Linked DNA regions of Homo sapiens: all the other regions are linked to region 1. A link is a contact called in ENCODE Hi-C data. All regions are on one chromosome and are shown on one strand. The core of a region is the stretch at or near the end of the contact, and the rest is flanking DNA. Distances in the headings are between cores, read along the strand shown. Region 1 holds the start of RICTOR (RPTOR independent companion of MTOR complex 2). Region 2 holds the start of TARS1-DT (TARS1 divergent transcript). Region 3 holds the start of AMACR (alpha-methylacyl-CoA racemase).

Region 1 (4,578 bases), core at 1,168-3,667:
TAACTTGTTCCTTTTCACCAGACCTGCCATTCACTCTAAGAGCAAATATGGAGAACCTAACCACTCAAACGACTGAAATAGTAACAGAGAAAAAACTAGTTTCGATGAAAGATTGAATGTAATTTTTTCTCCTGCAAGAAATAGAGTAATTGAATAATTGTCTTTAATAGCATACAGTTATAATGATTAAAATACTACTGGATTTAGGCACTTATGTACCTCAAGTAACTTAAAAGTAGATTAGTTGTACTCAACTTTCATAAAACACCGAGAGAAAATGAAGTTAAATTGTATTAGGAAGGAGTTAATGTAGAATATAGAGGGATTTTATAATATGATAAAAGATTTGTTGAAAATCAGAACAACTGTAAGAATCTGGTATAATTTCTACTGATAGATCTCTACTTTTCTTTAAGGGTGAAATGTGGTGATACATGGAGGGTTGAAATCCAACCCTCTGCCAGACCTCAAGTTTTGTGATTTTTGTTTTAGGCAGTAACTAGAATAAATAAATTGCACCAAGATTTTTAAAGCTATAACGGAGGGAGCACGCTTGTTGACATTAAAACTACTACTGGTAATGCCAGAAGACATTTCTTTAAAGTACTGTAATTGTGTTACATCCTTAAATCTAAGTGCAGTATCAGCCGCAGATATCTGATTGTAGACTTGGTTTAAAAAAAAAAAAAGAACTGGAATATATAGATAATTGGCAATATTCTAAGGAAGCAGTGTTCCTATTTTATTTTCCAGATGATGCTACTTTATGTTCCTTTTATTTTTCTTCTTACCACTTATTTTACAAATGACATATATTAACTATAGGATATTTAAAAAGTAGAGACAAGCAAACAAGAACAAAAAAGTGCACGTGTAATTCCACAAATGAGGGGAGAAAATCAGCTAACATTTTCATGTATATTTTCAGACTTTTTTCAACATACATGTACATATAAAATATTTTATAATGTATATTTTTAATTTCGTACATATTTAAACTTTTATTATAAAACAGGAAATTTGTAATATTTTGCTTGATTTAATATCATGAACATTATTTCCTATTACTAAGTCTACCTCTTCACTTTTAATCGTTGACATAATTTACATAATCCCTACCTTTGGTCATTTAAGTGTTTCCAAATGTTCACTCTTATTAACAACTTCAACAAATATCCCCAATATTGCTTTTTTTTTCTTTTTTAAAGTAAGCAGAGAATTGGAATAAATTAGAAATCCAGGGCACTTACTCATCCAACAGATATTTATTGAATACTTATTTGTGCCAGATATTGCATTAACTGGGAGCTGGGAAAACAGAACTGGTTAAGGCTAGATCTCCACTTTTAATTAACTTTCAGTCTCATGGAATAGAAAGATGAGCTGAGGAACTGGAGAGGACAAATCGCTCCTCTCTTTAAAGTAAATGTAGTTCAAGAGAAAGCTGCTGGGTCAGTGGCCAGGTGTGTGTGTGTGTGTGTGTGTGTGTGTGTGTGTGTGTGTGTGTGTGTGTGTGTGTGTGTGTGTGTGTACACATACGTATTAACTAAGCAGTTTCTAGAATTAAAATCCCTAATGTTAATAGGCTTATGCATAAAATAGATTAATCCACAACACCTGCATGAGCCACGATCCTAGGAGCTGCAGAGCCATAAAAGCCGGACACAGTACCCAGCAGCCTCGCCTCGGCTCCCGGCAGAGAACACCCTCTCCCCGGCCTCCCGGCGCTGGCGCGATCCCACCGCGGGGACCGCCGCCCTGGTCCCCGGCCGCTGCACCCCCTTCTCGCGTCCTACGCCTGGCGGCCAAAAACAAAACTGCCTAACCACTTCCACTTGGAGAAGCCCTCCTAGCCGAGAGGGGCATTCTGAAGATCAAGGGCGAGGCTGGAAAACAAACTTTGTTACGTGTTAACTTAGTTGGAGCAAAGCGATTCCAGGAAAGGAGTCTAAAACTGTGCGCAGCGTTTTTATAAAAAAATGTTTCAGTGGATACACGGGGGAGCGGGGCCGTCTATGGCAGGGCTTCAGAGCAAGCAGGAGACTGGCAGGCCGGCGAGAGCAGGTGGCCCGCCGGCCGCATCCCGGCCTCCTCCTCCCCGCTCGCCTGCATTTGGACGACGGCTTCCGCGGCGGCCGGAGGGGAGCATCCTCTACACTGCCAACTCGCATCAATGGGACTTTCCTCGTGGGAACTGCCCCTCCCGGCGGACGTGCCCTCCGGGTCCGGCGTGGGCGGGCGGGTGCCGCGAACTCCTTGCAGACCTTGGGTCGGCTCAGTGCTCCCTCAGCGCTGGGGCCGAGCCTGCACCACCCGCCGCCGTCGCCGCCGAGGGGGCGGGGGAGGTGCCGCGGGGGGCGGGCGCGGCGCGCGGGGAGGGGAAGGGGTTCTCGCGCGATTGGGCGAGGTTTCCGGTGTTGTGACTGAAACCCGTCAATATGGCGGCGATCGGCCGCGGCCGCTCTCTGAAGAACCTCCGAGTACGAGGTAAGCCCGCTGCAACCCTCACTCCCCACCGCCCGGCGCCCGCCACCCCTGGCACTTGCCTTCCCCTGGCCCTGGGTTGGGGAGCGAGCCGGGGCGCTGGCCGGAGCCAGGGCAGCCGCAGCTGGCCTGCGAGCCAATCCTAATTGGGGCTGTGTGTCTGTTTCGCGCAGGGCGGAATGACAGCGGCGAGGAGAACGTCCCGCTGGATCTGACCCGAGGTAACGCGGGGCGCCGCGGGCGCCGCGAGGGCGCGCTGCTGGGGAGGAGCCGGGTCCGGGGCTGGGGGCCAGAGGCAGGGGCGGGCCCCGCACGGGACCGGCGGGGTGCGGGGGCCAGAGCCGGAGCCCCGCCTGCCGGCCCGCGGGAACCGAGCCCGGGGCCGCCTCGCCGGACCCATCCCCCTACCCAGCGCCCGCTTCCCTCGCCCGAGCCCTTCTCCGGGCCTCGGGCTGCTGCGGGTGCGGGGGAGCCCCGAGTGGAACTCGGCAGACCCGGCGACCCTCTGGGCTCGAGCTCCGGCAGAGTGGTTTGCACCTATCCCGGAGTCCGGCAGCCCAAGCTAGGGGCAGCTGGAGGGAGGTAGAGGCTGTTATTTAGGTTGCAGGAGGATGTTTGAGGGAAGAGCGACCACATCCTGCCCTCCCCGTCCCCGGAGCAGAAGCCGGACCTGCTCGGTGCTTGCCGACTGCGTGACTGCTTTCCCCTTTGCCCACCGTCCTGTGGGGACCCGCAGCATTGATAACTTGGTAGTGAAACCTAGAACTGGTCATTACTGCTAAATGTCTGGTTTATGCTGTTTCCCTTCTGCTTCCCTTTCCCGGGCCGCTGGGACTGTAGTTGGCTAAAGACCGCCCCCTCACCCTGCTGCAGGTTCATTGTTTACCTTCTGCAGTGGAGATGGGTTTGTTTACACCTTCCGAACTGGGGAAACTCGGGTGATATTTTTAATGACCTAATCCCGTTACTAGCCAGTGTTTCCTCTATCACTTACAGTACTAGAGTTTATTCGACATTATCTCGTTGAAGATTTAGTAGTTACGTACAAGATTCTTTTCTCTTCCACGGTAAACAGGATTGAGCCTACTGATTCCGACGAAGTCATATTTCACACGGGCTGTAGCTTGGAGTGTAACCCGGTTCAGCTGTACAGAATCAGTTTCTGAGGTCTATAAAACACCTTAGGAAGTAAACAAAAAAACTTGTTGTAGACATTCTGTATGAGATCAGTTTTTTACCCTATGTCGTACCTGACGTAATGACTGTTATCTACAGTAATTTGTTAAAGCTGGGCTCCTTGTTGACAACGGCTAGAGTGAAAGCATAGTGCATTTTCTAATTTGTTTTATTTTGCTTATCACGATGTAAGATTACTGTTTTATAAACTGAATGGTCAGCTTTCACTTAGCTACAAGAGTACATTTTTATAACTTAATATTTTATTCTGAAAGTTCAGGGACTTAGTTTTGGGTGAACTAGGTCCTTTTACAAGACAGTTTCTAAAATATAATACAATATAGTAGAGCTTAAATCCTGAAAATGGCTACTAATTAGATTATCAATGCACTAATTTCCACCATTTTTTTCAGCAGATCGGTTTTGAGAATTAGTATAGAAAGATGTAAAGCTTTTGACTTCTGTGCAACTGTTTGGAAACTTGACTATAACACACATGTGAAAAATCTATATAAAATAGATTCACTAGAAAACTTCCTAACAAGGATAACTTCTACAATTTCAGGTCTGTAAAAGATGTAATTAGTGAGTGATTTAATTTATATACAGGCATATGTGTTTTAGATGAAGGTGAAGGGAGCCCTTAATAAACTTGAGTTTAACTTGTGCATTAAAAACCTGCTCAGATGTGGTGCTGGAAATATATAGTTGTATTTTAAATTGAGTTCGTCGAGCTCCTATATATAGTGGTTTCTCTGCTTGGTGTCAAAAATGTTGAGTTGTGGAAGAGCTTAGGTACACATCTGATTTGATAATTTTGGCTTACTCCAGTTTTACTGAGGCACACAGGTAACTGTTTACTATTTAAAATGCCATATTAACTGAGAATTTAGTAAGCACCTATGTCCATAGGTATTT
Region 2 (4,578 bases), core at 909-3,408, 5.6 Mb after region 1:
TGGATCACGCCTGTAATCCAAGAACTTTGGGAGGCCGAGACGGGCGGATCACGAGGTCAGGAGATCGAGACCATCCTGGCTAACACGGTGAAACCCCGTCTCTACTAAAAATACAAAAAATTAGCCAGGCCTGGTGGCTGAGGCAGGAGAATGGCATGAACCCGGGAGGTGGAGCTTGCAGTGAGCCGAGATCGCACCACGGCACTCCAGCCTGAGTGACAGAGCGAGACTCCGTCTCAAAAAAAAGAAGACTGAATGAGTTAATTCATGGAATGCATTAATACAGTGCCAAACTCGTATTTAGTACTCAAAATAAATATTAACTATTGTATAATTATTACAGGAAGGAAAAATTACATATGTGTTAACCATACATATCACGTCCAATTAAGAATAGCACAGGAGAATATTTATGGACATGGAAAGTTGTTGACCACATTCTATTAAGCAAAAAAAAAAAAAAAAAAAAAAGTTACAAAACAGTAAAAATATCATTTTATGTGAAAAAAATCTACGTATAGTCACCATTTATCATCTAGAATTAAATTTACATAGTTAGAATGTGCCCGTATGCAGTTTCTCCATTCAATCTCGAGTGGACAATCAAGAAAAAAATTTGGCTTTTAAGTGAACTGTCCTGTCACAGACTTGGGATAGAGGATCCCTTAGCTGAAGACGTCACCACTTCTCACTTGGACTATTACAACAGCCTTCTGCATGTGGCCTAACCTTCTATCCCAATGCCAGCGTGACTTTTACAAATACAATCTTCCTGCTTAAGATCCTTCATGTATAGAATACAAGTTTCAAACATCCTTGTTGCCTAAGATCCTTCTGATTACTGTTCCTTTAACCCTTCTGGCATATCTCTTGCAAACAACCCGAAAGACAATTCACCTGCGTGCCCCTTTTCACTGCCTTCCCTACCTTTACGTGGGAAGCCCCGTCCTGCCTGTTTACCTGGTGAAATCATTCTTCCAAACTAAATTCTAAAGTGCCTTCCTAAACTTCCTCTTCTGTAATACCACAAGGTTGATCACAAAGCACTAGGGCTGTTTTCCTGTCTCTTACACATCAGCCTGTGAGGCCCTCAAAGTCGGGGAACTGGGCCCTATTCATCTTCCCACATGCACCGCCCAGATCAGTGCCGGGCAAAATGTATACTTAACCACCCAAACTTGGACAAGCTGGGTCAGATCTCGGGCACTCGGTTTTCCTTTCCTTAAAATGGAGCTCTTTACCCCCGCAGGATCTTAGGAGATTGATTAAATAAGGCTCTGCAATGTGTTTCCCGCTTACAGTAAGCCATAAACGCAAGTTTGGAAGCCTCAAGCCTAAGATTCTGATTCTGTCTCCGCGTCTAACTACTGTAGATGTGAGGCTCTGAACAAGTCGCTCACTCAAGGTCTGTTTCCTCATCTGTAAAGAGAATGGACCCACAGATGAACTGCAAGGCCCCACCCTAATTTATGAATGGATGGTTCCCAAAGGGGGTTCCGACTTTCCAGGAGTCCCACCATCCCCCACTTCTCCGACCCACGCGGTCCCGGCCGCTTCCTGCTTCCTGCCCCCCGCTCCCGCCGCGAGCGTAGCGTCTGCACCCACTAGAGTCCCAGGCTGGTCTCTGGGTCCCACCAAGTTTGCTCACCGGCTTCTCCTCGCCTCCCATCTTCCCTGAAGGACTGCTGGCCTTCTCCTCAAACATTGGCGAACGACGAAGCGATGAGAGAACCCGAAAGCGACGGCCTAGAGGAGAGGAGCCAAGAGGCGGGTGGGAGGTGGGCTAGCGCCCGGGACTTGGCCTCGGCTGGACCAGCTGATGCAATCGAAAGGCGCCCTAACCCCGCCCCCAACTTGCGGCGGAACGAGCAGCCAATGGATAACGGGGGAAGGCGGGCCCTCCCTCCTCTAAGCCAGTGGAAAATCTTTTCGGGTGACAGAGCCCTTCTAGGAAATCAGGTCGCGGAGGGTGAGGAGGAGCAACTGCAGAAGCTACATGCCTACTCTCCGCTGACCTTGGTCTGGACGCTTTCCAGAGTCAAGTCCCCAATGCGCGTGCGCCTTTCCTCCCTTCTGACTTTATGTGGAACAATCATGGACCTTCCCGGACACCGTAGATAATAAGTAGGTCTTGGTCTAAACTTCCGGGAAGTTTTCGGCGACCTGGATACCATCTTCGACACGGGGACAAATCCCGGGATGGAGTCCAGGGTTTCCCGCGGCTTCGGCGCTTCCTGACCTGGCGTGACTGCCGACTTGTCGGCACCACCCAGGCCTCAGGCTCCCTGTCTGTAGTGGTGAATCGACCTTCCTCATGGCAGTCCAGGCTTCCCAAGCCCCATGTCCTGTTGATCCGGGACAAACTCTTCCTTGAACGTTCTTCACTACGAGCCGCTGCTGATCTGTACTGCCTGGAGGAGCATTTCCATAGCGCCCGCAAAAATACAATAAAGCTCACCCAAGGAAATAACCATGGATTCTCACGCCTGGGTGCCAGTGTTTGGAATCGACTGGGCTTTTTTATGTTAGTAGGCAATTTAAAACAATTACTTATTTGAAATCAGAAGCGCAATAGGCATAACTTCAGGTACGTGCTCCACCACCACGTTTTGTGGATTTTTCTTTTTAAACATCAGTTCTGTTCTCTACAACTCTCCGCCTTCAGGGTTATACTTTCCAGGAACAATAGCTTCCCAATTCGGCTTTGTGCATCCATTTTTCATACAGCATCGTTGTAGTCTTCAAATACAAATATGATCACGGCAATCTGCTGAAAAATCTTTGGTGGCTTTCCCTTGCTCTTGGACAATCCCTGATTGTCCAAGTTTTCGGCTTCATCTCGTTCGCCCACCATACACTGAACTATAAACTGTAGTGGCTTTTTTTCCTCAGGTCTTCCCACAGACTAAGTACCAAGATTTTTCCACCCTACCCTCATCCGTGCTCATTCCGACACACTTTTTGCCTGTTTGACACCTCATTTATTGTCAGATTTCAAGAATCGTTTTCTTCGGGGAACCATTTCTTGACTCCCTTACTGGATGAAACAAGCCTCCCTGTTAAACAGTGTTGGAGGCGCAGAAACATACCCCCAAATAATGGCGTTTTGACATCTGAACTGAAGAAGCCTCAAGGTCCCACTCCCCTAAATCCCCACGCCATCTCTGCCAAAGCAAAGGATAAAGTTTAGACACATCACAAGGAACATAATTGTTTTTGTTGCCTCCCTGTAAGACCAAGAATGTAGTAATCACACCTGAGCAGACCCTTTCACAAGATGTTGTACAAATTAATGTGTTCCTGATACATTCATTCTCCTTTGTAATCCCTCAACAGAATTCCTCTTCTCCCTATCATAACCTGTGTCGCTGGGATTGTATCCACAAGCTTCTGAAGCCCTCTGAGGGGTGGGTAATCACGCTGTGATTCTTCCTGTGTATACACGTTAAGTAAATTTGTATGTTTTTTCTATTAATGTTCCTCATGTTAGTGATTTTCAGCCAAACCTCAGAGGGCCAAGGAGAAAGGTCCCCTTGGCGCTTACAATAGTGTCTGCTGGTAGTTTCATGTGGTTCTTGGTAGAACTTACCGGTTCAACTTGTTCTTTCACTATGTGTGTATTTAGAGCTAAGCAAGTTTACTATATATGTGTATATATATATATATATACACACACACACACATATACACATACGTATATGTATATACATATATTATATATATATATATGCACAGTAATGGTTCTGATCAGTTGGCCTAAGAGTACACCCTATGTGGGGCTTCACGTACTGCTACACTCACAGGCAGAATTGGGGGTTGTTTTTCTGTCCAGAGTGATTGATCCTGATTACAAGGGGACAAGCGGGTTTCTTCTACATAAAGGAGAATTTTGTCAAGAACCCAGGAGATTCACTGAGACCTTTTTTAGTACTTCCTTGTCTAATGTTTCGCTGTTGGAAAACTCTGGGAACCCAACAAAGACAAGGAAGGAAGGAAGGTTTGGGCTATCCTTCTAGGTAAAGAATCTAGTCTAGCGAGGTCCTGACAAAGGCTAAGGGTAACTTGAAAAGGTGCTAGGAGAACAGAGTTATGCAATATTAGCTACCTAATTTGCAGATTACATATATATGTATACACATATACATATGTGTGTGTGTGTGTGTGTGTGTGTATATATATATAACTGCTCTTTAGCTGACACCTTGATTTTAATAATAGTCCTTTTCTTTTCTTTTTTCTTTGAGATGAGGTCTTGCTCCATTACCCAGGCTGGAGTGCAGTGGCACAATCATAGCTCACTACAGACTCAAACTGCTGTACTCAAGCAGTCCTTCTGCCTCAGCTTCCCAAGTAGGTAGGACTGCAGGCACACACCACCACACCCAGTTAATTTTTTCTTATTTTTTATTCTATCTATCTATCCATTTATTTATTTTTGAGACAGAGTCTTGCTCTGTTGCCCAGGCTGGAGTGCAGTGGTGTGATCACAGCTCACTGCAGCCTTGATCTCCCAGGCTCAATTGATCCCCTCGCCACAGTCTCCTGAACAGCTGGGACTACAGGTGCACACCACCACGC
Region 3 (4,578 bases), core at 762-3,261, 5.1 Mb after region 1:
TTTGGACATATATCCAGTAGTGGGACTGCTGGATCATATAGAAGTTCTATTTTTAGTTTTCTCACAAACCTCCATACTGTTTTCCATAATGGCTAAACTAATTTACATTCCTACCAACAGTATATATAAGTTCCTCTTCTCTGCGTCTTTGCCAGCATTTGTTATTTTTTGTCTTTTTGATAATAGCCAGTCTAACTGAAGTAAGATGATATCTCATTGTGGTTTTGATTTGCATTTCCCTGATGATTAGTGATGTTGAGCATTTTTTCATATACCTGTTGGCCATTTGTATGCCTTTTGAGAAATGTCTGTTCAGATCCTGTGCCCACTTTTTAATGAGATTATTTCATTTTTTGCTGTTGAGTTGTTTGAGTTTCTTGTATAGTCTGCATATTAGTCACTTGTTGGATGAATAATTTGCAAAATATTTTCTTCTATTCAATAAGTTGTTTATTCTGTTGTTTCTTCTGTTGTGCAGAAGATTTTTAGTTTAATATAGTCCCATTTGCCTATTTTTTGTTTTTGTTGCCTATGCTTTTGAAGTCTTAGTCATAAAATCTGTGCCTAGGTCAATGTCCTGAAGTGTTTTATCTGTTTTCTTATAGTAGTTTTATAGTTTTGGGTTGTATGTCTTAAGTTTTTTAATCCATTCTGAGTTGATTTTTGTGTATGGTGAGGGATAGGGGTCTAGTTTCATTCTTCTGCATATGGATTTCCAGTTTTTCCAGCACTACTTATTGAATAGAATGTCCTTAATATATGTTCTTGGTGTTTTTATTGATAATCAGCTGGCTGTAAATATATGGATTTATTTTGGGGTTCTTTATTCTGTTCCATTGGTCTTTGTGTCTATTTTATGCCAATAGAATGCTGTTTTGGTTACTACACCTTGGTAGTATAATTTGAATTCTGGTAGTGTGTTGCTTCCTGCTTTGTTCTTTTTGTTCAGTGTTGCTTTGGCTATTCAGGACCTTTTGTGGTTTTATACAATTTTTTTTTCTATTTCTATGAAGAGAAAGCCACAGAGTCCTAAAATAATTCTAAAACTCATCATGACTTTCTTGCCTAAAAGATCTTGATTTCAATCGTGCCTAGTTTTGCTTTAATCACTTGCTTGAGAAATACATAAATCCCCACTTAAGATTAGTGCAGGCATATCTCTGGCACCCATTTCTGGTTCTATTAAAATTCCTAGAGATGTCAAAAATTACATTAGGCCACCTGACAGGCTATACCTAGAAGAGAAAAAATGATTTGTAAAAGCAGTGGGGCTATTTGCGATTGCTTTTTTTTTTTCTTAAATATCACCTATTAGGTTGAAAACCTGAAATTGCAGCTTTCTGTAGAAATGGCGGAAGACAAACTAACATTTTTAAAGCGCTCTCATTTAGCTCTGATGAGTACTACACCCCTGATATTCTTCTGATACTAAAATAATTTTCCTAGTGTAGTCTAAACTTTTTTAAAAAGACATGTAATCCGCGGAGTTTGTAACTCAAAACGAGTGCATCTAGGAGGTATCGCAAGCCGTTTCTGGATTAAATTCCCAGCTAGCTAGCTAGCTAAGCAGGGGCGGTGAAGAAGACAATCTGCAGCCTAGGGAAGAAAACGCTTTCGCATTGTTCTTACGTGTTTACGTTATTTTATTTCCCTAGAGCAAGGCAGGAGTAGGGACTCGAATGGTACAGTTGGGCTGGGGATCGCCCTGGTACAATAAAAGCGTCCAGAGAGGACGGTAACAGGCAGGAGCTCCAAAGGTCAGTCCCTGCAATTTAAGACTCAGGAATTTAGGTTGCACAAAAAGGAAAGCAACCTACTGCATTTGGCACTGGCGGTCCCGGGAGGCCGGGGGTGGGGAAGCGCCCAGTGCGCAGACTCCGCGGGCTTGCGCAGGCCCGCAAAAGAGGGACGGGGGTGGTGCCTTTGGGGCGCGGCGCCGCGGCTGGGGGCGTGGCGCCGGGGATTGGGAGGGCTTCTTGCAGGCTGCTGGGCTGGGGCTAAGGGCTGCTCAGTTTCCTTCAGCGGGGCACTGGGAAGCGCCATGGCACTGCAGGGCATCTCGGTCGTGGAGCTGTCCGGCCTGGCCCCGGGCCCGTTCTGTGCTATGGTCCTGGCTGACTTCGGGGCGCGTGTGGTACGCGTGGACCGGCCCGGCTCCCGCTACGACGTGAGCCGCTTGGGCCGGGGCAAGCGCTCGCTAGTGCTGGACCTGAAGCAGCCGCGGGGAGCCGCCGTGCTGCGGCGTCTGTGCAAGCGGTCGGATGTGCTGCTGGAGCCCTTCCGCCGCGGTGAGCCCGGGCCCCGCGGGCTGCTCTCGGGAAGTTCCCGCGGAGGGGAGGGGCCTGGCCGTTCGATCGAGGCTGCACCCGCCACACCTTTGCCCTGTTGCCGCAAGAACCCTTGTCGGCCCCAGCCTTCCAGATTTTTGCCTCCTAGGGTATTGTTAGTGATCATTCTTCCCAAACTGGATTGTCCAAAACTTGGGTTCTGAGATACTGCTGTTGCCCGGTTTCTCCTTTTGCCTCTCTGACTCCTTCCCAAATTCCTCCTTTTTTTTCTAAGAAACGTTCCGTATTTGCCTTTCTTAATTAATTGAGGGTCTTGAACCCTGTGAGAATCTAATGAAAGCCATAGGATTCCCTTCCTGGAAAACTGCATATAGGCGGTCATTCGGCTACCGTTTTGGAGTGCTGTACCCTCAAGCCATCCACGGGCCCAGGCTAACGCTCCTCCCTGCCTGAAATGCTGGCGTTCTAAGTCTCAGCATCTGCTCCCTGAAGCCCAGTTACCCATTCCCATCATTTTCACCTTTTTGTAGACTTCCCCCTTTCAGAGCGGCAGACGCTGGCATACACAGGTCCTGGGCATCGCCGTCAAGGCTGCCCGCCAGGCAGCTTCCACAAATCCCAAAATGAGCCTTTCCTTCTTCCTTCTAAAACAGCATCTCCACCTTCTGTATTATTTATTTCAGTGAATGCCTGAATCTCAAACTTGTACTTCATCATGGACTCCAGTCTTCCTTTCACATCCAATTTCAATGATCATCAATACAGTCATTTTGCTCCTTAGCCCACTCGGACTATTTCTCTCCATACCTGCTGCAACTGCCTTGACACTGGTGTGACAGCCTTTTAAAAACTGGTGTTTGGGGCTGGTATCACTCCAGTGGATTCTCAGACAGCTGCCAGAATAACTTTGTTCAAGTAGAAATCCAAAGCATTGCCTGGTCTATAGTGGGAAATCGGTAAATGGTGAATGAATGAATGCCTACGGCACAGCCGGCTTATTTAAATGCGTTAACTCATTTAACCCTCACAGCTGTATTTGAGGCTTGTAACAATAATGATTTAATAATTAAGATTATGTAATAATTTAAGAATGCTCCATTTAAGATGAGGGAGGCTTGTCCAAGGTCTTGTAATTAGGAGGAAGGTCGGCTGGGAATACGGATATAGCCTCCGGGTGAGGAGTTGTGACTGGTGTTTAGGTAGATGACTAGAGGTTTTCTGTGATTTATTTTAGCCTTAGGAAGGTAAAGATAGTGAGTTTATTATGTAATTTTGATTACTTTTAATCCCAGGAAATTTCAGGTGCTGGTTACCTGGGGTTTGTGCTATAAATACTATACTTGTTGATAGCTTAAAAACTCTCAGGTGCTATTGTCACTAACCACTCTTTCTACAGATGGGTGCTAAACTTTTTCGTGAAGGTACTGATGCTAGGCACTTTAGCGCCTGTGGAAACATCAGGTGTAAATTCTGCAGGAGGAGCTCATGAGCTGATAGGGAAGATAAGTGTATGCATGTACAAGCAAGTGCAGCTAAGGTGGGATGTGGTAAACACTGATGCGGTATAGAAAAAGAGAAAAGGGATTTACTAAAGGGATGAGACCCTGCTCTGGGGATTGAATAAATAGGCTTGGATAAACCTAGAGGGAAACAGAGATGTACTGGGAGAAATTACATCCTGGGAAGAAGCCACACATTCCAGAAATGGTGGCTTCACTCTTTGAGTCCTTAACTGCTGTAAACATGCCATTAGCCTACAGCAAATGTTATTAATATTACTTGCAATGGTGCTATTTTATGTTTGTCTCAGAGAAGGGATTATCTCCATCCTCAATTCATACTCTCTTAAGAAGATCGTTACTTTTCTCTTAAGGTGTCATGGAGAAACTCCAGCTGGGCCCAGAGATTCTGCAGCGGGAAAATCCAAGGCTTATTTATGCCAGGCTGAGTGGATTTGGCCAGTCAGGAAGCTTCTGCCGGTTAGCTGGCCACGATATCAACTATTTGGCTTTGTCAGGTATGTTGAAAAAAAATTTAGTCTACACTTTTAATTTATTCCATCAAGATCTACAGGTATGTTGATTAACAATAATTTGTAAAGGTAAAAATTTAAACATTTATCAGAATCAATCAAGAGAGCATGGGTGTTCAAAATGGATCGGTTTGAGTCTTGAAACAATCATTCTCAACCTTCCCTCACCCCATCCCTTAACAGGTTGGAAGGTTAATACATGCCCACTACTATCATTTATTTACTACATTTGTTGAGTCAATTCTCAGACAAACCCCT

What was found. Hi-C counts contacts between places; a loop is a spot of excess contacts on that map. Pooled maps may share reads with other maps.
Region 2: a pooled map shows a loop between it and region 1 (20-fold over the local background). The contact joins the promoter of TARS1-DT here to the promoter of RICTOR in region 1. A Hi-C loop is called at or near these places in 2 of 37 single-sample maps with no recorded cell type and 9 of 50 pooled maps.
Region 3: a map of naive thymus-derived CD4-positive, alpha-beta T cell shows a loop between it and region 1 (19-fold over the local background). The contact joins the promoter of AMACR here to the promoter of RICTOR in region 1. A Hi-C loop is called at or near these places in 1 of 168 maps with a recorded cell type or tissue (naive thymus-derived CD4-positive, alpha-beta T cell), 1 of 37 single-sample maps with no recorded cell type and 10 of 50 pooled maps.

The regions. Positions count from the first base shown.
Region 1 is chr5:39,072,238-39,076,815 of GRCh38, reverse strand. RICTOR (RPTOR independent companion of MTOR complex 2) reads left to right here and starts at 2,417. Exons shown (of 38, transcript NM_152756.5): 1 at 2,417-2,487; 2 at 2,658-2,705. The coding sequence starts at 2,439. RefSeq lists enhancers at 2,005-2,531, 3,058-3,584 and a silencer at 2,220-3,119.
Region 2 is chr5:33,438,214-33,442,791 of GRCh38, reverse strand. It overlaps TARS1-DT (TARS1 divergent transcript), which reads left to right and starts at 2,158. Exons shown (of 3, transcript XR_001742630.2): 1 at 2,158-2,587. It overlaps TARS1 (threonyl-tRNA synthetase 1), which reads right to left and starts at 1,827. Exons shown (of 19, transcript NM_152295.5): 1 at 1,649-1,827. The coding sequence starts at 1,705. RefSeq lists enhancers at 719-1,305, 1,320-1,379, 1,640-1,829, 1,930-2,239, 1,894-2,481.
Region 3 is chr5:34,005,483-34,010,060 of GRCh38, reverse strand. It overlaps AMACR (alpha-methylacyl-CoA racemase), which reads left to right and starts at 2,011. Exons shown (of 5, transcript NM_014324.6): 1 at 2,011-2,288; 2 at 4,162-4,305. The coding sequence starts at 2,042. C1QTNF3-AMACR (C1QTNF3-AMACR readthrough (NMD candidate)) reads left to right here. Exons shown (of 9, transcript NR_037951.1): 7 at 4,162-4,305. RefSeq lists a silencer at 1,795-1,874.